2 separate regions of the Homo sapiens genome follow, and region 1 is linked to region 2. A link is a contact called in ENCODE Hi-C or POLR2A ChIA-PET data. All regions are on one chromosome and are shown on one strand. The core of a region is the stretch at or near the end of the contact, and the rest is flanking DNA. Distances in the headings are between cores, read along the strand shown.

Region 1 (5,246 bases), core at 288-2,787, 360 kb after region 2:
AAATAAAATAAAATTTAATAATCAGTTCTTTGGTCACAATAATGACATTTCAAGTGCTCCATAGTCCCATGTCGCTAATGGGTAGTATGTTGGAGTGCACATATAAAACATTACCATTTTCACAGGAAGCCCTGTTGGACAGCACTGCTTTACTGGCAATATCTAGAGTCAGTATCTTTTACAGTCTATTATTTAACATCGAACACATCATTAATACTACCATTCCAAACATTTTAATTCAATTTACATGTATTTATCATCTTGTAAAGATTTCCAGCCATTCGCAAAGTCAAGAATTATACTGCTTTGACCCTAACCTTTAATTACCAAAATTTTACCACATATTAACTCCCATCTGTAAATCATCTCTCCAACCAACGTCCACCTCAAATGCGGTCTTCTCCACAAATCCATCACCAAAAGCATCAAATAAGCTCTCCCTTTTCCGTGCTCCCACACCACTTTAGAATGTCCTATAATCTTTTACATTCTGTCTTGTATTCTAGTTATTTGTGTATATTAGTTATTTCCCTTTGTAAACCCCTCTAGGTTTGGGAATCATCTGTCCCCGGCCCTATCACAGGATAAGGAACCCAATAAATATCTACAGGATTCGACGGAAGTGAAAACATCAATTTTAATATCTAGACTGGAATAAGCTTCTGCTTTGGTCTTCATCCACATCCTTTATCTGTTAATGCCTATTAAACCTATCTGTAAAATTCCAATCGGCAATACTTTTTCCTCCCTCAAACTTGAGTATTTAAATAAACGTGAAGAATAAGGGCTTAAATCCTGAGGAATAATGAACAGAAGAGGATTTTTAAAAACTAATTTGCGCAGTACTAATATTGACTTCATTTGTTAAGGTTATTATACTTGCAGAAAACGAAAAATCTGTTACGTGCGGCCAGCACTCCGAGCAGACACCTTAAACCACGAAGAGCTGAGAATTTTAAAATCACTCATTGCTGTCACTTCATTTAGAGCCAAAAAAAGCTTAAGTGAGAAATACAAACAGCCGAGAGGTCCCTAGGGAAGAGCGGCAGGGGTGCAAGAAGAGTCCGCGAGCCCTGACAGAGGACGGCAGGGCGGGGCGGAAGAGGACGCCAAGAGAGCGACGGACAAGCAACCCGAGCCGGGTGGCCGGAGGGGCCGAGGTGCAGGCGGAGAAGTGTTAGGGAAGCGGGAGGCGGCACAACGTACAGGCCGAGGAGGGGAAAAAGGGCACAGTGTGCCCGGCCCGGGGCAGGGGCGTCTACTCGGCCCGGCGCTAACGGAGGCCGCCAGGCTGAGGGAGCGTACCCTACCTCCCACCGCAGGAACTTCAGGGCGCCCAGACAAAACCCGAAGCCTTCCCTGAAGCCCAGAACGAAAGAGTCATTCTCTTTACCTGCCGCGGCAAACCTCCTCGACAAATTTTGCGCAGACTTGTTTGGGGTCCACACGCTCTGAGTTTCCTTAGAGCGGAAACAGACAGCCGCCTCTAGCAGTCCGCTCACAACGCCCGGCTCGCCTCAGTGAAGTATTCAAATCTAACCGCCTAGGTGATGCGCACGCGCAAAGCGGCTCTACGCGTCGGCTCCGCCCCTTAGGTTCCAGACCAACCCTATTTCTAAGACTCCTTTAGGGAAACTACTTTCCCAGACTCCGTGCCAATTTTATTTCCTTCAGCTTTATCTCTTTTTCGACCGAATTTCCTCTGCCCCTCCCCAGTGGAGACCTCCCCCACAATCGTGGGAGCGGCCATCTTCTTTCGATTGCTTGCTATGGAAGTGATTGGACTTTGGCTTCCGTACAAAATGGCGGCTTCCATAACATTGCGTCACAGCCCCTTGATATTACTCCCTATAGCAATCAGGAAACAGTAACTTACCGGGACGAGGTGGCCGAGTGGTTAAGGCGATGGACTGCTAATCCATTGTGCTCTGCACGCGTGGGTTCGAATCCCATCCTCGTCGATGTGGTGGCTTACTTTTGCTTGTAACCAAAGTAAATTTGCAGAGCAGAATAAATTTTTTAATAACCAAAGTAAATTTGCAGAGCAGAATAAATTTTTTAATAACCAAAGTAAATTTGCAGAGCGGAAAAACTTGAATACTTATTATTTATTACTCAATTAATCTGGCACCATCAGTTTCAGGCCTGAAATGTTGAAATACAGTATTTGGAACGTTCTGACATCACAGATAAAGAAAAGGGAGGGAAAGAGACTTTCCAGGAATCAGAAATCATGCTGGATTTAATTTCTTTTTATATGGAGTTAACAACAGTGAATAGAATTCCACAATTATTACCATCCCATATGTTCCAATGCTGCTCTGTTCCAACTTTAACACAGCTCCTAACTGAGGAGTTTCAATTATTGTAGACTGTTACTCTGGGGTTTTTAACACCTGTCCTGATTATGAGATACCAGGTTTCACTTCAAAAGCTACCATGAGACACTTTATCCGGTATTTATTATCTACAGGCACCACATGTTTTACATGAATTACATCACTATAACCCTTGATCATGACAAATATTTTTATTACTCCATTTTACAGATGAGGAGACTGAAAGATTAGCTTGCCCGAGGTTATACAGCTTCTAAATTGAAGAAAGGAGAGTGTAACCCAAATCTACTAGACGCTGGCTTAATCACCCTTCTAATCTGTGCTGTAGATTAATAATTAGTATTTATCAATCCTACACTGTGCTGTAGATTAATAATCAGTATTTATCAATCTTTTGCAGTCATGGTTTACAGATTGTCTCCTCCACAAGGCTGTCTGCATTGCACCATGCTCCACAACACGGCCTCTGGCAGGTGCTTCAGCAAGGTTTGGGCACTGAGTATGGAAAGCAGTGGCCCCATTCTCTGCTGGCTCCAGTGGCTTCTTTCTGTTACAGATCCAAATCCGTTGGGAATGTTGATACCTCCTTGGGCTCAGGACATTGAGTCACCCTTCCTTAGCCTTGCTCTCCAATGCATTCTCTACCCTGCTGCTAGGAAGGGTTTCTGCTGGGTTCCACGCATTTCCAAGGGGTCCATGGATAGAATTCAGTGGGTTATTTGGTTCAGAAAAAGATTTCATCCTTATTTCCACACTCCCTAATTGAAAGCACATCCTTCAATAACGGTAAGCAACTAACTACAGTAATATTAACCTTATCCATTATTTTGTCACCAATAGAAATCACAGATATTTTTATATCAGATTACTGTTATTGCTTTACGCTCATTGCTACTTCAAAATTGTGGTAATTTTTAGACCTGCTATTATGTCTTGTAATGTTATGCATTCATAAAGAAGTGCATGCATTAAGCTGGGCGCGGTGGCTCACACCTGTAATCCCAGCTCTTTGGAAGGCTGAGGTGGGTGGATCATTTGAGGTCAGGAGTTCAAGACCAGCCTGGCCAACATGGTGAAACCCCATCTGTACTAAAAATACAAAAATTACCCGGGCGTGGTGGCACGTGCCTGTAGTCCCAGCTACCGGGGAGGCCGAGGCAGGAGAACTGCTTGAACCCGGGAGGTGAAGGTTGCAGTGAGCCAAAATCATGCCACTGCATTCCAGCCTGGGCGACAGAGCAAGACTCCATTTCAAAAAAAAAAAAAAAAGTGCATGCATTATTATATTATTACATCACAAACTTTGAGAATATTTTGGCAACTATTCCAACAAAATTGGTTGCCTTTGTATTCTAACATATTTAATTTTATACATTTAAAAACAACATTCTGGCCAGGCATGGTGGCTCATGCCTGAAATCTCAGGAGCAGCCCTTGAGTCCGGGAGTTCAAAGACAGTCTGGGCAACATAGTGAGGCCCCTGTCTCTACAAAAAAATTTAAAAATTTAATCAAAATTTAAAAAAAATTCTGAGATGAGATCCTTAGACTTCCCCAGACTGCCAAAAGGGTCTGTGTCACAAAAAAAAGGTTAAGAGCCCCTGAGAGAGACCTTTCTAAATCTCCCTGGAGACACAGATCTACCTTTCCTTGAACTAGGATTTTTTCTCTTTCCACAACACGTTTGTAGATACCGTCCCTGCTCCTCTCCCTGCAACATACCCCTGACCCCACCCTCTTCTTTCCCATCATGTCACTGCCTGGGCGGCTCCTGCTTCTCCTTCGGATCTGAGCTTAGAGGTCACCCCCATCAACAAGCCCTGCAACCTGCAGCTCCCTCTTCCATTTCAACTAGCCCGTGCGCTCTCTCTTGCTTCTGGACCTTTGTAACCCTCCTAGACGCTTCTGTGGCCTGCTAGGCTTTTCCCAGCACTTGCCAGGGAAGTGCTGGGAATGCATTTGTAAATACATTTTTATTTACATTGCCCATTAGTGCTGCAACTTCTCTAGAGACGCCAGGGCTGCATCATTTTCCTGAGGTTTGCCAGCTTCTTGCAGTGATAACTATAGGTCTATCAACGTCTGTGCAGAGCATGGGTAGACTTTTTTTTTTTTTTTTTTGAGACAGGGTCTCGCTCTGTCGCCCAGGCTGGAGTGCAGTGGCACTATCTCCGCTCACCGCAACCTTCACCTCCCAGGTTCAAGCAGTTCTCCTGCCTCAGCCTTCCAAGTAGCTGGGATTACAGGTGTGTGCCACCACGCCCTGTTAATTTTTGTATTTTTAAGAGAGACTGGGTTTCACTGAAGAAGGAATTCATGAATTTTACAAGTATAATCAAAGACAACCGAAAATTTTTACTTTTTCCTTCAAAAGCTAAGTGTAGTGTAGCCACCTCCCCCCCGCCCCGCCCCCAGCCAAGTTAGAGAAGACCCCCGGCCAAGTTAGAGAAGAATACTAACTGCCTGCTTTTCCTTCTGTGCTCGGCGAGCCTTATCTGTACTTGCTAGTTTCACATTCCTTGAGGCTCAGCGAGTTCCTGCTTCCCCTCCCTAGGGCAGCTGCAAAGTTATAAGGTTGGTACAGAAACATGGTTTCCCAGGGATGTGGAACGTGTAGTATAGATAAATGTAAAAGACTGATCAACTGTCTTTGTTCTCGCTTCTGTAAGTACCCTTCCTGCATCACGTTGCTCCCGGCCACTGACTGCGTAAAACGTGGCTACTTTCTTTGTCTGGGGCTCAGACTTTCCTGGAGGCTAGTCCTACTGGGCCAAGTGACCACCTTTTAATAAAGACCTTTCCTGAACTCACTCTGTTCGGTCTCTCCCATCTTTTGATTGTCCCGCAACATCACCATGTTGGCCATGCTGGATGGGACGGCGTGCTGCATGGGCTGGGAAGATTATTT
Region 2 (5,949 bases), core at 3,125-5,624:
TGCCCAGGGCTCCCTGCCACCTGCTGCCTCCTCCTTTTGTGTTGCCCTCACCAGGCACCCAGAAGAAGCTGGCTGGACTCCACACTCTTCCCATCAATGGCCAAGACACAAGGCCGCCAAGACATGAGCACACGGCCCAGGCATGGCACCCTCCCCAGCCACAACGGCTGCACAACCTGATCGGAGTTGACCCTGCTGGAGACACCCAGACCAATCCAGGACACCAGCCGCAAGAACAGCAGCAACACATACCACCCAGCCTGCCCCATACATCATCCCACGGCATCGTCCCCTCACAGTGAACTTGTACCCAGGGGGCTGAAGGCTTTTTCCGAGGTGACTGGGCAATGAGGAGGAGGCTGGGTTGGACTCTCAAGGCACTTTTTTTTTTTTTAATTTCCTTTGTATTTTTTATAGAGATGGGGTCTCACTGTGTTGTCCAGGCTGGTCTCGAATTCCTGGGCTCAAGTGATTCTCCCACCTTGGCCTCCCAAAGTACTGGGATTACAGGCATGAGCCACCACACCCAGCCCTTGGCCTCAAGCTCTTCTGCTGCTAGAGCCTGTCATTTTGGGTCTGCCCCATTCTGCAAGTTCAGGGATTGAGTAGCACTAAGAGGCCACTCCTGATGAGGAGCTCAGGCCCAGGCTGAGATCCTGGAGCTGTGATCTGTCCCCAAGGGCTAGACAAGAACATCTGGGGACAGGCAGGGGGTAAACTTGGGGCCCGCATTCCAGTGTGGGTAAACCAGGGCAGGTGATGGCAATGGGGAAGGCACAGGCAACACCACACTCCCGGAGGCAACAGTGAGCACTCAGACTCTGAAAGTAAAAGGGACACCAGGTCCTCCAGGCTACAGGTCCCTGCCATTAGCCTTGCCTTAGAAGTTGTCATCACCCTACCCTAACCCACGTGCTCCTTTAGCAGGACACCAGGGTTCTGGCCTAGCTGTTAGGAAGAGGCAGCCGCTGGCCCTGCAGCTGGAGGAAGAGCTGGTCTGAGCTCCAAGCCTGCCAGCCTCCTTGGGGCAGCTGGGCAGGATGAGACAGAGTCCAGGTTGGTGGCAAGGACACTGCTCACAGGGCTGCCAAGTAGAGCATGAGCTGAATTCTGCACAACTCAGGGGGTACTATTTGCATGCGTAAGGCATGAACTGTACCCATGAGAGTGATGTCACCTGCTAATTCTGCCTGCCCAGCTGCCCCTCCTGGGAAGAGAGGGAAGGAGAGGAAGAGGGAGCCCTTTCCCCTCTTAGGAGCCTTCCAGGGCATCACCACCTCACTTGCCCCAAACCCCCATCTGAGAAAGAACCACATTCCGGCACAGCACAGATAAAGAGATAGTTTTATGGGTAACAGTATGGGACAGACTGGGAAGGTTGCCAGGGCCTGTAGTGATGAGCTTCCCAGGAATAGACCAACACACAGGCAGGAGTGGCCCAGACAGACAAGTAGATAGACAGACAGACAGAGGGACAAGAAAACAACCAAGTGGGTAAGAGGCCCAGGCCAGGCTCAGCAGCTGTGTCCAGGCATCAGCTCCAGCTCTGCTCTGGGGAACTGGTGGAGGAGAAGGGCTGGCCGGGGCCTCAGTCCTTACAGGGCTCCTTCTCCTCATGCCCTACTATCCCTCATCCAGCCTGCTGGGATCCTTGGCAGGTGGAATTCCCAGGGCTATGGATGGCTGGGCTGAGTGAGCAGAGGATCGAGGCTCTTGGAGACTCCCTGGGGAGGTGGAGGCCTGGGTGGTGTGGGGTTAGCAGCAGCACTGGGGGGAATCTGGTCAAGTTCCAGGATGGGGCCACTGCTCAGCAGGGCCCCTGTGTCCAGGGCAGGCCCTCCACCTGCCCACCACACCAACATGGTGCAATAAATAAAGTTTCAAGTAGTAAGTCAGTGTCAAGCAGGAGAGCTGCAGGCTGGCAGACAGGCAGGGACTGAGAAAGAGAAGCCTCCAGCCACCCACCATATCTGCTCAGTGGGCTCAAGCGGTCGCAAGTCTGTCTTGTGCACTGGAGTGGGTGTCTGGCCCTGATGTCCACATGAGCACTCCCCGCAGGGGCTCAGCCCCTCACACCAGCGCCAGAGCCTGCTCGGTGGGGCAGAAGCAGGGCAACATGGTGCCCACAGCGTCCACGATGGCTGCCAGGTGCTCGTCCTGCGCCTGAGGCCCACAGAGCTGCATGAAGTCTGCCAGACGCAGCAAGTATTCAAGGTTGTGGCCGGAGAAGCCCCGGCAGGCCAGGATCTGCGTGGCAATGGCCTCTTCAGGCGCAGGGCCCAGGTAACCAGGGTTCTGTGGGGTGGCCACATAGGCCAATGCCTTCAGTGGTTGGTCAGGAGCATCTTGGGGATAGAAGGTGACCTCCTTGGTATCGTAGCCACCAAGCACTGCCTCTCGCACATTCAGGTACTTCAGGGCCTTGCTTACCTGCTCCCCTTGCACTTGGTATGCCACGCCCCAAGTGCAGCCCTGGGAAGAAATAGGGACACCCGGGGTCAGTCATGACAGCTCCTTGCTGCTCCCTCTCCTATCCTAACATGCCACCCCCACCCAGGACTGTGCTCTATAAGGGAGGCTGTGGTCGGCTGATGAGCCATCTGGTGGCAGTACCTCAAGCCCTTGTACTCTCTTTGTTAAGAACAGTTGAAAGGCCAGGCGTGGTGGCTCATGCTTGTAATCCCAACACTTTGAGAGGCCAAGGCAGGTGGATCACTTCAGGTCAGGTGTTCGAGACCGGCCTGGCCAAAATGGTGAAACCCCATCTCTACTAAAAATACAAAAATTAGCCAGGCATGGTGGCGTACGCCTGTAACCCAGCTACTCGGGAGGGTGAGGCAGTAGAATCGTTTGAACCCAGGAGGTGGAGGTTGCAGTGACTTCAGCCTGGGTGACAAGGGTAAGACTCCGTCTTAAAAAAAAAAAAAAAGGCATAGTTGAGGCCAGGTGCAGTAGCTCATGCCTGTAATCCCAGCATTTTGGGAGGCTGAGGGTGGGCAGATCACTTGAGATCAGGAGTTCCAGACCAGCCTGGCCAATATGGTGAAACTCCGTCTCTACTAAAAATACAAAAATTAGCTGAGTGTGGTAGCGCATGCCTGTAATCCCAGCTACTCGGGAGGCTGAGGTGGGAGAATCGCTTGAATCTGGAAGGCAGATGTTGCAGTGAGCCAAGATTGCATCACTGCACTCCAGCCTGGGCAACAGAGCAAGACTCTGTCTCAAAAACAAACAAACAAAACAACAACAACAACAACAAAAAAAAAAAACAGTTGACAAAGTGGTCTAGTACCAGGGAAGACAGGATTCCTCCTCAAAGTGTGGTCCAGGATGTGGTGGCATCACCTGTAAGCTAGTTAGGAATGCTGTGTCTCAGGACCCATTCTCATGCTACTGAACTAAAATCTGCATTCTAACAAGATCCTCATGTGATTTGGTGAGAAGCACTGAGCTAGAACACGTTTCTACTCTGCCAGAGAAGCATCAGACAGAGCTAGCCTGCAGCCAAGAGCCTATGAGCTCTCTCTGCTGGTCCCCCTTCACACTGGGCCAGGGTTCCCCTTCATGATTCGGGCACTTACCTCATGATCTTCAAGGAGCGTCACCACACGGCCAGGCTAGGGAGGGAAGAAATATTTTGAAATAGACAAGTTAGAAATCAGCTCTGCCATCAGCAAGGAAACCTTTATCAATCCCGCTGACCCGGGCCTCCAAGTGCCCCACTCTGCATGCTGAGTCCCATTCATGCAGGGGAAGGTGGGGGAGCGATGCACGGATGTAGGAGAAACGTCCAGAAACACTGACATGTCAGTGGTCCCAGTTGGTGATCAACACAGGGATCCACAGGTTCACAGACTCCAGCCATCACAGTGATGCACTGGGCACATACATTTAAATGAGCCACAAACCCCAGACACAGGTTTACACATTTCTTTCTATTGGCCCAGAGAGCCCCGGACATTCCAGGGCACTGGCGCCCAGTATCCCGCCCCCAACCCCCTCACTCCCCTGGGCACGGTTGGATGCTCACCATCTTGTCGCTGCCCCGATGGAAGGTGTCTCCCTGCCAGAAACGGCGGCTGTAGCCGCGCACGAAGCCCACACGGCTGTCGCTGTAGGCGAAGTCGGGCCTCCACACCAGGGAGCCGTACCCGAAAATCCACAGCGCTTGAGGGTCGCCGTCGTTTCGGGGGAACTGAGCGGACGGCGTAGGGGACTGCGAGGTGGGCGGGGTGTTCGGGGCTGCAGACTCCTGCTTCATGGTGCCTGGCACAGGGATAGGCCCAGGCGGCCTCCGGGGCTGGTCTCCGGCGTGGGCACGGAAAGACCGACGGACGCACACACCTGGCCTGGCACCGCTCGGTAGCTCCAGCTGAGCGCCCCCCATGGAGGCGCCCTTTAAACCTTCTTGCCGGGAGACCACGCCCACCGCGGCCAGCTGCCGCGGTGATTGGGGTGGGGCAAATCCCCTTTTGGCCAATCAACTTCGGATTCTGCTTCTCACTTAACCGCGCCGCGGGCCCAGCGCGCCCGCTGATTGGTTCAGCTCCACCTCTGTGGCAAACCTGGCAGGAGTGATGCAACGGCAGGGGAGGTTTCTCCAGCGCCGGCATGCAGCAAGGGCGCCTCGGATTGCGTCAGGCGGCGGGCAGGGGGCACCCGCCGGGCCCAGGGCGGGCACCGGGCGGGCGTCTCCCCAGCCGCCCCCTCATGACCTGGGCCCCTTGGAGGTACGGCGAGCGAGTCCCAGGCGGTGTCAGCCCAGCCTTGCCGCTAGTGCATCTGGCCGAGTCCCTGCCAGCCTAGGCGGCACAGACTCAGTCCCAAGTCGAGTCCAGGGCACGTCCAGAAGGAGCGCTCTGGGCGTCGTAAACTTCCGTCTCTGGGGCCCCTCCTGAGATCATGCACTGCGGGAAAGCTGTCGGAGGCACCGTCCGCATTCCGCTCAAGTGCCTCACGCCGTTGGCCATTGTGAGCAAATGGAGAAACTGGGCCACGGGGCTGCAGGGGGTTCTGCAGAGACTGCGGGGCTGAGTTAGGTAGGCCAGGCGCCCGGAGCTTGCAGGCCTCACATGGGCTACGCCCCGGACCAGGTGTGGGACCCCTCGAGCCCAGGTAGGCTCGGGGAAGAGCCTGTTAGAGCGCTTGGACCGACCGGCAGTCACTTTGGAGGTGGTGGCTGCACCTGCGGAGAAAGGCTATAAAGATGCAAAAGCCAGGCTAGTCTTGCCCCCAAGGCGATGGGTTTAATTCTTCCTGGACGTGAGATTTTGCAGCAATGATTAATCCATAGGCACAAGGTTCCGGGAGCAGCGGGCAAGGAGGGCCCAGTGAGGCCCCCACAAGACTATGGCCAGCTACTGGTCTTCTCCCTCGGCTTCTGGCCTCCCAGCCGAGTCCACAGGCCGCCGGGGGTTGACCCAATACGCAGCAAGGGACTGCCCTCAGGGGATGTCACTGACTGTAAAAGGGAAACAGAGGCAGCTGAAGGCCTTCTCTCTAAACTGGCCAGGAGATGGCTGGCAGGGGCAATGTGCAACATGGCTTCTCATTCGATTCTAATTCAATATTTAAACTAAACGTGATCTTCACACTTCACATATTCATTCCGAAGGTGTCGCAGATATAAGTGGGAAACTTGCACAACAGTGTGTATAGTACAAAGCTATTTCTTTAAAAACAAAAAGTATTCGTGTAATAAATAATCTGGAAGAATATACCTAAACAGTTAGCAGAGGCTGGCACCAGAGGAGGACTTTCAGTATCAAACTTAAACAGTAATGAAAAAGTCTGGATTTTTACAGGGAGCATGAATTACTTTTCCAATCAGGAAAAAAAAAAAATTACCAGCAAATGGTCCTTTCTGGTTATTCCTTTCTTTTTCGCTTTCTCTCCATTTCCCACATTCAGTCTCCCTCTTCTCTTCTATCCTGTCCCCTTTCGTTCATA

Evidence for each region. A loop is a pair of places that touch in the nucleus more often than their neighbours do. ChIA-PET counts read pairs that join two places held with the same protein, here RNA polymerase II (POLR2A). Pooled maps may share reads with other maps.
Region 1: a map of CD4-positive, alpha-beta T cell shows a loop between it and region 2 (2.9-fold over the local background). The contact joins the promoter of KNL1 here to the promoter of CHAC1 in region 2. A Hi-C loop is called at or near these places in 2 of 168 maps with a recorded cell type or tissue (CD4-positive, alpha-beta T cell and naive thymus-derived CD4-positive, alpha-beta T cell) and 10 of 50 pooled maps. POLR2A ChIA-PET finds 5 or more read pairs at or near these places in 4 of 52 experiments (A673, H1, OCI-LY7 and 1 more).

What each region holds. Positions count from the first base shown.
Region 1 is chr15:40,590,540-40,595,785 of GRCh38, reverse strand. KNL1 (kinetochore scaffold 1) reads right to left here and starts at 1,537. Exons shown (of 26, transcript NM_144508.5): 1 at 1,394-1,537. It overlaps TRS-GCT4-2 (tRNA-Ser (anticodon GCT) 4-2), which reads left to right and starts at 1,880; the gene lies at 1,880-1,961. RefSeq lists enhancers at 1,058-1,377, 1,598-1,817 and a silencer at 1,938-1,987.
Region 2 is chr15:40,951,896-40,957,844 of GRCh38, reverse strand. It overlaps CHAC1 (ChaC glutathione specific gamma-glutamylcyclotransferase 1), which reads right to left and starts at 4,374. Exons shown (of 3, transcript NM_024111.6): 1 at 4,031-4,374; 2 at 3,582-3,617; 3 at 1,333-2,472. The coding sequence starts at 4,261. The coding sequence ends at 2,071. RefSeq lists enhancers at 1-93, 1,596-2,146, 4,572-5,165 and a silencer at 4,641-4,900.